Linked DNA regions of Homo sapiens: region 2 is linked to region 1. Evidence: chromatin contacts called from ENCODE Hi-C or POLR2A ChIA-PET data. All regions are on one chromosome and are shown on one strand. Each heading gives the region's core, a stretch centred on a gene start or an enhancer-like site at or near the end of the contact. The rest is flanking DNA. Distances are from core to core; before and after follow the strand shown. Region 1 has its middle 23 kb from the start of LINC01871. Region 2 has its middle 110 kb from the start of LINC01814.

What was found. Hi-C counts contacts between places; a loop is a spot of excess contacts on that map. ChIA-PET counts read pairs that join two places held with the same protein, here RNA polymerase II (POLR2A). Pooled maps may share reads with other maps.
Region 2: a pooled map shows a loop between it and region 1 (4-fold over the local background). The contact joins two enhancer-like sites. A Hi-C loop is called at or near these places in 2 of 50 pooled maps. POLR2A ChIA-PET finds 5 or more read pairs at or near these places in 2 of 52 experiments (OCI-LY7 and activated T-cell).

What each region holds. Positions count from the first base shown.
Region 1 is chr2:7,747,025-7,750,762 of GRCh38, forward strand. No RefSeq gene overlaps it. Among named protein-coding and RNA genes, the nearest start is that of LINC01871, 23 kb to the left of the region's middle. Within about 2 kb of position 2,192, at least 4 of the 41 ENCODE cell types and tissues checked have a DNase peak (open chromatin) inside an H3K27ac peak, as active enhancers do.
Region 2 is chr2:8,473,442-8,476,804 of GRCh38, forward strand. No RefSeq gene overlaps it. Among named protein-coding and RNA genes, the nearest start is that of LINC01814, 110 kb to the right of the region's middle. RefSeq lists an enhancer at 2,017-2,186. Within about 2 kb of position 1,975, at least 9 of the 41 ENCODE cell types and tissues checked have a DNase peak (open chromatin) inside an H3K27ac peak, as active enhancers do.

The DNA.
Region 1 (3,738 bases), core at 942-3,441:
TCAATTTTTTGAAATAATGAAAATGAGAGAGCAAATCTATGACACAGAAAAATAAAAGTATTAAAAATCATAAAGTTCATATAATAATAGTGAATAATAACAGTAGTGTATAAAACCTGAAAGGCTGTCAGGTGCGGGGTTAAATGCCAATTACTTTTACATCTTGTTGTATAGATACTTTCCTGGATTTTTTTTTTAATAGAATTTTGCTGTCACTTGGGCTGGAGTGCAGTGGATCACCACAGTATCAACCTCCTGGGCTCAAGCTATCCTCAGCCGCCTGAGTAGTTGGGCCTTACAGGAGCATGCCACAATGTCCAGCTAATTCTTCTATATTTTTTGCAGAATTGGGTCTTGCTCTGTTGCCCAGGCTGGTCTTGAACTCCTGGGCTCAAGCAATCTTTAATCTTCCTGTTTCGGCCTCCCAAAATGCTAGGATTACAAGCATGAGCCACCATGCCTGTTCTAGATATTTTTAAGTTGCCAAAACAGTAGAAAGAATGAGTAGAATGCTAACAAGTATAACACTATGGATTTTTTGTTTCAAAATTTAACAAAGGATTAATTGTAAAATATTTAATAAAATCCAGAGCACAGACACATGGACTGCTACCCAATTAATTCTATAAAACTTCAAAAAGATTTCTATCAAGATTTGAGAATGCACACAAATAACAGTTGTGAAAAGAAAAACCTTAGACGAATTAAATTTCACAGAGGTCAATTGAGCAAACAATGATTTGCAAATTGGGCAGTTCCCTGAACCAGAGAGACTCTGGTGCTGTTGGGTGATTGGGGAAGATTTAAGGGCTGAAAAAGGGCCGGGTGCAGTGGCTCACACTTGTGATCTCAGCACTTTGGGAGGCCGAGGGGGACAGATCACTTGAGATCGGGAGTTTGAGACCAGCCTGGCCAACATGGTTAAACCCCATCTCTACTAAAAATACAAAAATTAGTGGGGCATGGTGGTGGGTGCCTATAGTCCCAGCTACTCTTGAGTCTAAAGCAAGAGAATCGCTTGAACCCGGGAGGCAGAGATTGCAGTGAGCCGAGATCATGCTACTGCATTCCAGCCTGGGCGACAGAGCGAGACTCCATCTCAAAAAAAAAAAAAAAAAAAAAAAAAGAGAGAGAGAGTGAGACTCTGTCTTAAAACAAAAAAGACTGAAAAAGGAAATCCCAGGTAGAAAAGACGGAAGTGAGGTCAGAAACAGCCAGACTTGTTACAGCTGGGTAGTGTCTTATTTGAACTTGGTTTGGACAGTTGGCTGCCTTTGGCCAAAACTCAGTAATGGGCACAAGGGTTGGTTCCAGTTTGTTTAACATCTAGTTAGGTTTCAGTTCACTGTACGTGAAGAAACCTTCAGGCTGAATTTAAAATATGTAAGGAGACAGCTTTAGGCTAAACTTTTTTAGCAGAATTTAACACTGGGAATTAAAAATAGGTTATTAAGCTAAAATTTTTGTGTTACTTTAAAACATGCAAAAATACGTTTGTTCATCATTAATTCACTATAGGTCCAAGGTCTTTTCTTTGATATGTGTACCGATCATAATTCTGTATTACATGTTGAACAAGCAACCTATCATATACATTTCAAGTTTTGGTATTTTGAAAGTGAAAAGTGAAATTAAAGACATTTACAAAGCAATCCACGTCCAGAAACGTTGTGACGCTGCGTTGGAGAGGCTGTGGGGCTGCCGAGAGAGCGTGGAGATTCCATTAAATTCAGACTCTGGAACAGGCCCTTTGTAACCAGTAAAACAGACAATTTTAGCCGTCACAGACGCTCTGCAGCCGTAAAGTACCTCTAAACAACTAATAGTGTGAAAGTGTGGTGAGAAATGAGAGCTCGACCACAGCTCCTGAAGGCCAGCCCTATGACATCTGTTCCCACCACAGCGGGTGGCTGTTCCCATATCCAGCCACAGCAGGGTTCCAGCCCCTCTGTACAGGGGAGAAAGATGTGGACCCTGAGGATGCTGACAACCTGGGTGCAGAGCAAGATTGACCAGGGATCTGCATGGCCTGTCCTCAGTAAAGACAGCCTGGAGAGGACCAGACTGAGGTCACGTTGAAAAAAGGGACGTGACCAAGGGACAGGAGTCCCCTGGTGCTACATCGTCAACTGCCTGCCGAGGAACCTGGAAAGTCCTTCGCCAAGAGATGGCTCGAAGACAGGAGCAGCCGATCCTACTGAGGTCACTGAGCGCCTGAGGCTGGGCAGGATGCAGCTGAGCAAAGCCTGGCTTGGCAGCTCTACGCTCTTCCTGTTTAGTCATCCAACAAGAAGAAAGAAAAGTGAATCTCTAGCAATACGATTTTTCTTAAAAAAATGGCAACAAAGACCTTTCATTGTTCTATATAGGACCAAATAAAGATTTAAAGAACTCACTTCAAATTTGTATTTCGTCTTTTCAAGGTGAATTTTTCGAAGTATACAACTGCAAGCACTCTTAATGTTTAAAATCAAATTTTTAAAAATAGTTCTGAATGTTCTAGTGAATGAAAAGAGACAAGAACCAACATAACGGGAACTACTTGAAATAATAATTTTTAAAAAGTCCATTTATAATTCAAAGAATATACTTAGATTATACCTTAGATAGCCTAAGAGAATCAACTGAAAAAAATGTTAGACTCAATAACTTAGATAAGCAAAGTAAACAGATAAAATATAGATACAGATTATTCAATATTTTTTTTAGAAATGAGCAGTAAGCTTTTAGAAAATAAAATGAAAAAAAGACCCTATCCAAAATAGTAGTAGAAACATAAAGTACCTAGCTATAAATTTTGCAAGATTTATGTAGAAAGTATATGAAAACAAAAATATTTCTATGATCTGTAAAATACAAATAATATACAGGGTTTATTATATTTTGAATGGAAACATTGAATACTATAAACAATTTTTATAATAAGCCTTTAAAAAATTCTTCCATAATGAATTTATGTGATTAAAATAAGTCAGACCAAATTGCTAATGACAGAACATTTACGAGAATGAAATAAACCACAAGCTGTCATCTTTGCAACCAAATGGAGACCGATAGAAGAAAATGGAAAAAAAAAATATGTTACTGATTTTGTAGAGAGATGGAAGCATTGTTTAAAATAGCATGCTAAGACATGCCTGGAAATCCATATCCACCCTGACTGCCTATGAAATGAGCTAATGAATTATCCTTAATTTTATTTTCTAAGCAGGTTTGAGTTATGTGTCTGTGTCGATCAATTGCAAATGAAAGAACATAATTACAACTAGCTATTAATTTATAAAAATAAAATCTAGCCTCTATAGCAGCTGAAATGTTTGTACCAATGGAAGTGTCCTGTTCTGAGATGCTCAACACTGTGGCCCACATGGGGCTACTGGGTGCTCGAAATGTGGCTGGTGCAGCTGAAGAGCTAAATTTTTTAATTCTATGTAAGTTAGTGAATTTCAAATTAAATTATGTGGCTGGTGGCTACAGCTTTGGACAGGGCAGCTCTATAATGATAAAATCTTGTAATTAAGGTAATAAAAGCTGTTTTTGCATTACAAATTAGAAGTAACTTTGGAAACCCCTTAATGCTGGAGAGCATGACATGTGAAAAGAATTCTCTCATTTACCTGTAAAAGCTCGAATTTGTACACACTTGCAATCTTTTCCTAAAATAATATGTCAATTTTTATCAAGTACAAAACTTTAGCCCAGTAATTCTGGAAAATTCTAGGGAATCCTAACAAAATA
Region 2 (3,363 bases), core at 725-3,224, 730 kb after region 1:
GGAATACCTACTTGGCAACAAGTGCTAAATATGCCTTGTTCCTTACCCTGGCAACATGGACCTTCGTGTTCCCATTTTGCAGATGTGGAGTATGAGGCTGAGAGGTACATGACTTCCCTCCAAAGCCTGGTGGAACCAAGTCTGTCTGGAGGCCCTACCACTGCCACACACCTTCCTGGTGTTATTTGTAGCTCTAGAAGAAGAGAAGGACTCTAAGGTCAAAGGTGTTAGAGGTATTGTAATGAGATGATGAACCAGGAGGCCTCTGGCATTCCCTCTCCCTCTCCTAAGATGGTCCTTCTTTACAGACATGGGCAGAACTAAAGCCTTGGAAAGAGCCTAAGCAGACAAGCAGCCAGGGAAAAGGGCACCCAGGTCCTGGCTGGCACCAGCCTGGCTATGGAGTCCTCCCCACAGGAAAAAGATGCCGATGTCAAGAAACTCAAGCTTAAGTCAGTAACAGCACCCTGATGGCCTTGGTCACTTCCTCAGGGCACCTGGACACACCCCAAGGCCTTACAGAATTTCAAATTTGGTTCAATGGCAGTGTCTGATTTTCTAGACTTACAAATCTGTAGATTATCCAGAAGAGCAACCAAAGTGCAATTATTTTTATGGTGGTCTCTGCTGTAAGACATTTTGCAAATTCAGAGTCCTATGCTTCAGAATGAAAGCTCTTCCCAAACTCCAGGGTCAATGGATTAAAGGAATGGATCTGGCTCTTGGCAGTGCCTGGGATGGCCAACATGCAAGCTCCCTAACCCCTTACCTCCTCCCTAACCCCTCACCTGTGTTACAGGTGAGACAGCCCTGTCGGTTCTCCTAGGGAAGGGGAGATGCATCAAACTGATGACAGCTACAGAGTGCTGAGACACGGAGTGGACATGGACACCAAGATGGCCGTAGGAGCTGCTGATGAAGCAGTGCCCGAAGTGACTGCTATTAGGAATAGCACAGAACGAGTTTCTTCATCACCTCCTTCGAGAGGGTGCCGTGATGGAACAGACGTAATTTTCACCCTCAGCTGGGGTGGACACCCTGCTATACAGTGATTAGCTCTGTGATCTTGAAGAGGTCATTTCAATTCTTGGCCCTTTGTTTCCTCATCTGTAAAATAGGGTTGACAACGTCCACCTTACAAAGGTTTCATAAGAATTAAAGGAGAGGGCTGGGCACAGTTGCTGACACCTGTAATCCCAGCACTTTGGGAGGCCAAATAGGGCAGATCACTTGAGGTCAGGAGTTCTAGACCAGCCTGGCCAACTTGGTGAAACCCAGTCTTTACTGAAAATATAGAAATTAGCTGGCCGTAGTGGTGCATGCCTGTAATCCCAGCTACTCGGGAGGCTGAGGTAAGAGAATCGCTTGAACCTGGGAGGCGGAGGGTGCAGTGAGCCAAGATTGTGCCACTGCACTCCAGCCTGGGTGACAGAGCAAGACTCTGTCTCAAAAAAAAAAAAAAAAAAAAAAAAGAGAGAGAATCAAAGAAGGGGATGTGGGAAAAGCCTTTGGCCCATAGTAGGTCTTCAACAGAAGGGAGCACACTTTGGTGAGAGCCTGAAAGGTTAGCGACCTATAGCTAGGCTTCTAAACAGAAACCCCAAGAATGGGATTCCCCATGGCAGCCAGGAACCCCTGCAGCCTGCAAGGTGTGTATATGGCCCAATGGGCCCACCATGGAAAAGAGCACCACCCCCTGCCCTAATTAGCCTCAGGCGCTGAGGGCCCTTAAAGAATTGTGAGAGATCTCTGATGCACAAATTAGATGCATTTGCCAAAGGAAGTTACAATGTTTAGCTTTCCTTCTACTTCCAGAATCAAGTGCTCCAAATAAACACTTCCAAAAGTGCAGGCCTAATGGCTGCATTAGGTGCTAACAAATCGTTAAAAGGTGGATGATTTTTTCTCGTGGTTTCTCACCCAACTCCCCCCAGCAGGCTTCCTCAAATGATTGATGGTCTCCATGGCAACCGTGGAAGTCCTGCTCACCTGAATTCCCCAACCCCGTCACTCAACCAGTTTGCAGGACAGTCGGGACTGCACTGAGCCCTCCGGGATCCCTGAACAAAGGTTATTTTGAAATAGCTTACGTGGCCAGGAGGTGAGTACTTTGTTCCTGAAACCAGGTGCTGAGATGACAAATACTTCCCCTTAACGGTTGGGGCTTCATCAGACAGGGGACCGTAGGTCTGATGTACATTAGAATAATCAGATGAATTGAAACAAGGAAGAGCATCAACCAGGCTATAGGCCTGTGAGCAATTTCTGTAGAAATGTAAGCCAAAGAAGTGATGTTAGGCTCCACAAGTAGCCATTGTTTGTAACATTTCTGCAATAGCACCACCTGAAAAAGCAGCCACTTATTGTCAGGGCTCTTAAAAAAAAAATAAATACTTCCCTAAAATCAGCGCAGCACACGTCAGTATAACGGCTGTCACCTGCTAGCTGTTTGGACCGTGCTAAAACCTTTTTCCATATTCAAAAAGGTTGTTTCAACTACATTTAAGCAGGAAAAATCAATGAGGGAAAATCACAAACTGGATCCGGCTACAAGGAGCTCAGAGAGGAGAAAATCAGGCTTTCCCAGCCTGCAGAGCTCCCTGCCAGACAAATGACAATGACAGGGACTGAAATTAAAAGAGAAGGGACACAACGCCCTTTCCACTTAACTCCAAGGGCAAGCTCTTTTGGTTTGCAGCTACATTTGCCAACCCCTCACCTAGGATTCTCCCGAGAGATATAGGAGACATTTCCAGACTCTCAAAGGAGCCCATAAAATTGCTTTAGAAATGGGACTAACCTTTTGCAAGGTGAGAAGTCTGCCTTCATTACATATCTTAGGAAAAAAAAATAACTATGAGAAGCAAGACTCGAAATCTACCACAAGAAAACACCAACAACAAACGGAATTAATAACTCTGAACACCAAAGAATGTACCTGCTCTTTCATTCAACCAGCTTTTATTAAACTATTACCTACCAGACACTGTGGGAGTTACTGGGATGTTGGGGTGTATAATTCTGGATCTGTGCCCTGGAGGAGCTTGTATGGGAAAGACAGACACTAAACAAACAGTTGCGACACCGTGGACTAGCCCTGTGCCAACAGCAGGAATGAGGTGATATGGGAGCCAATTCACCCACTTGGAGGCTCAAGAACAGGGGGATTTTGCCAGATGCAGCAGGGTGATGATAGGATTAGACAGGATGATAATGGAAGTCCAGAAATGTGAGTTACAGCCTGTAATCCCAGCACTTTGGGAGGCCGAGGCGGGTGGATCATGAGGTCAGGAGATCGAGACCATCCTGGCTAACAAGGTGAAACCCCGTCTCTACTAAAAATACAAAAAATTAGCCGGGCGC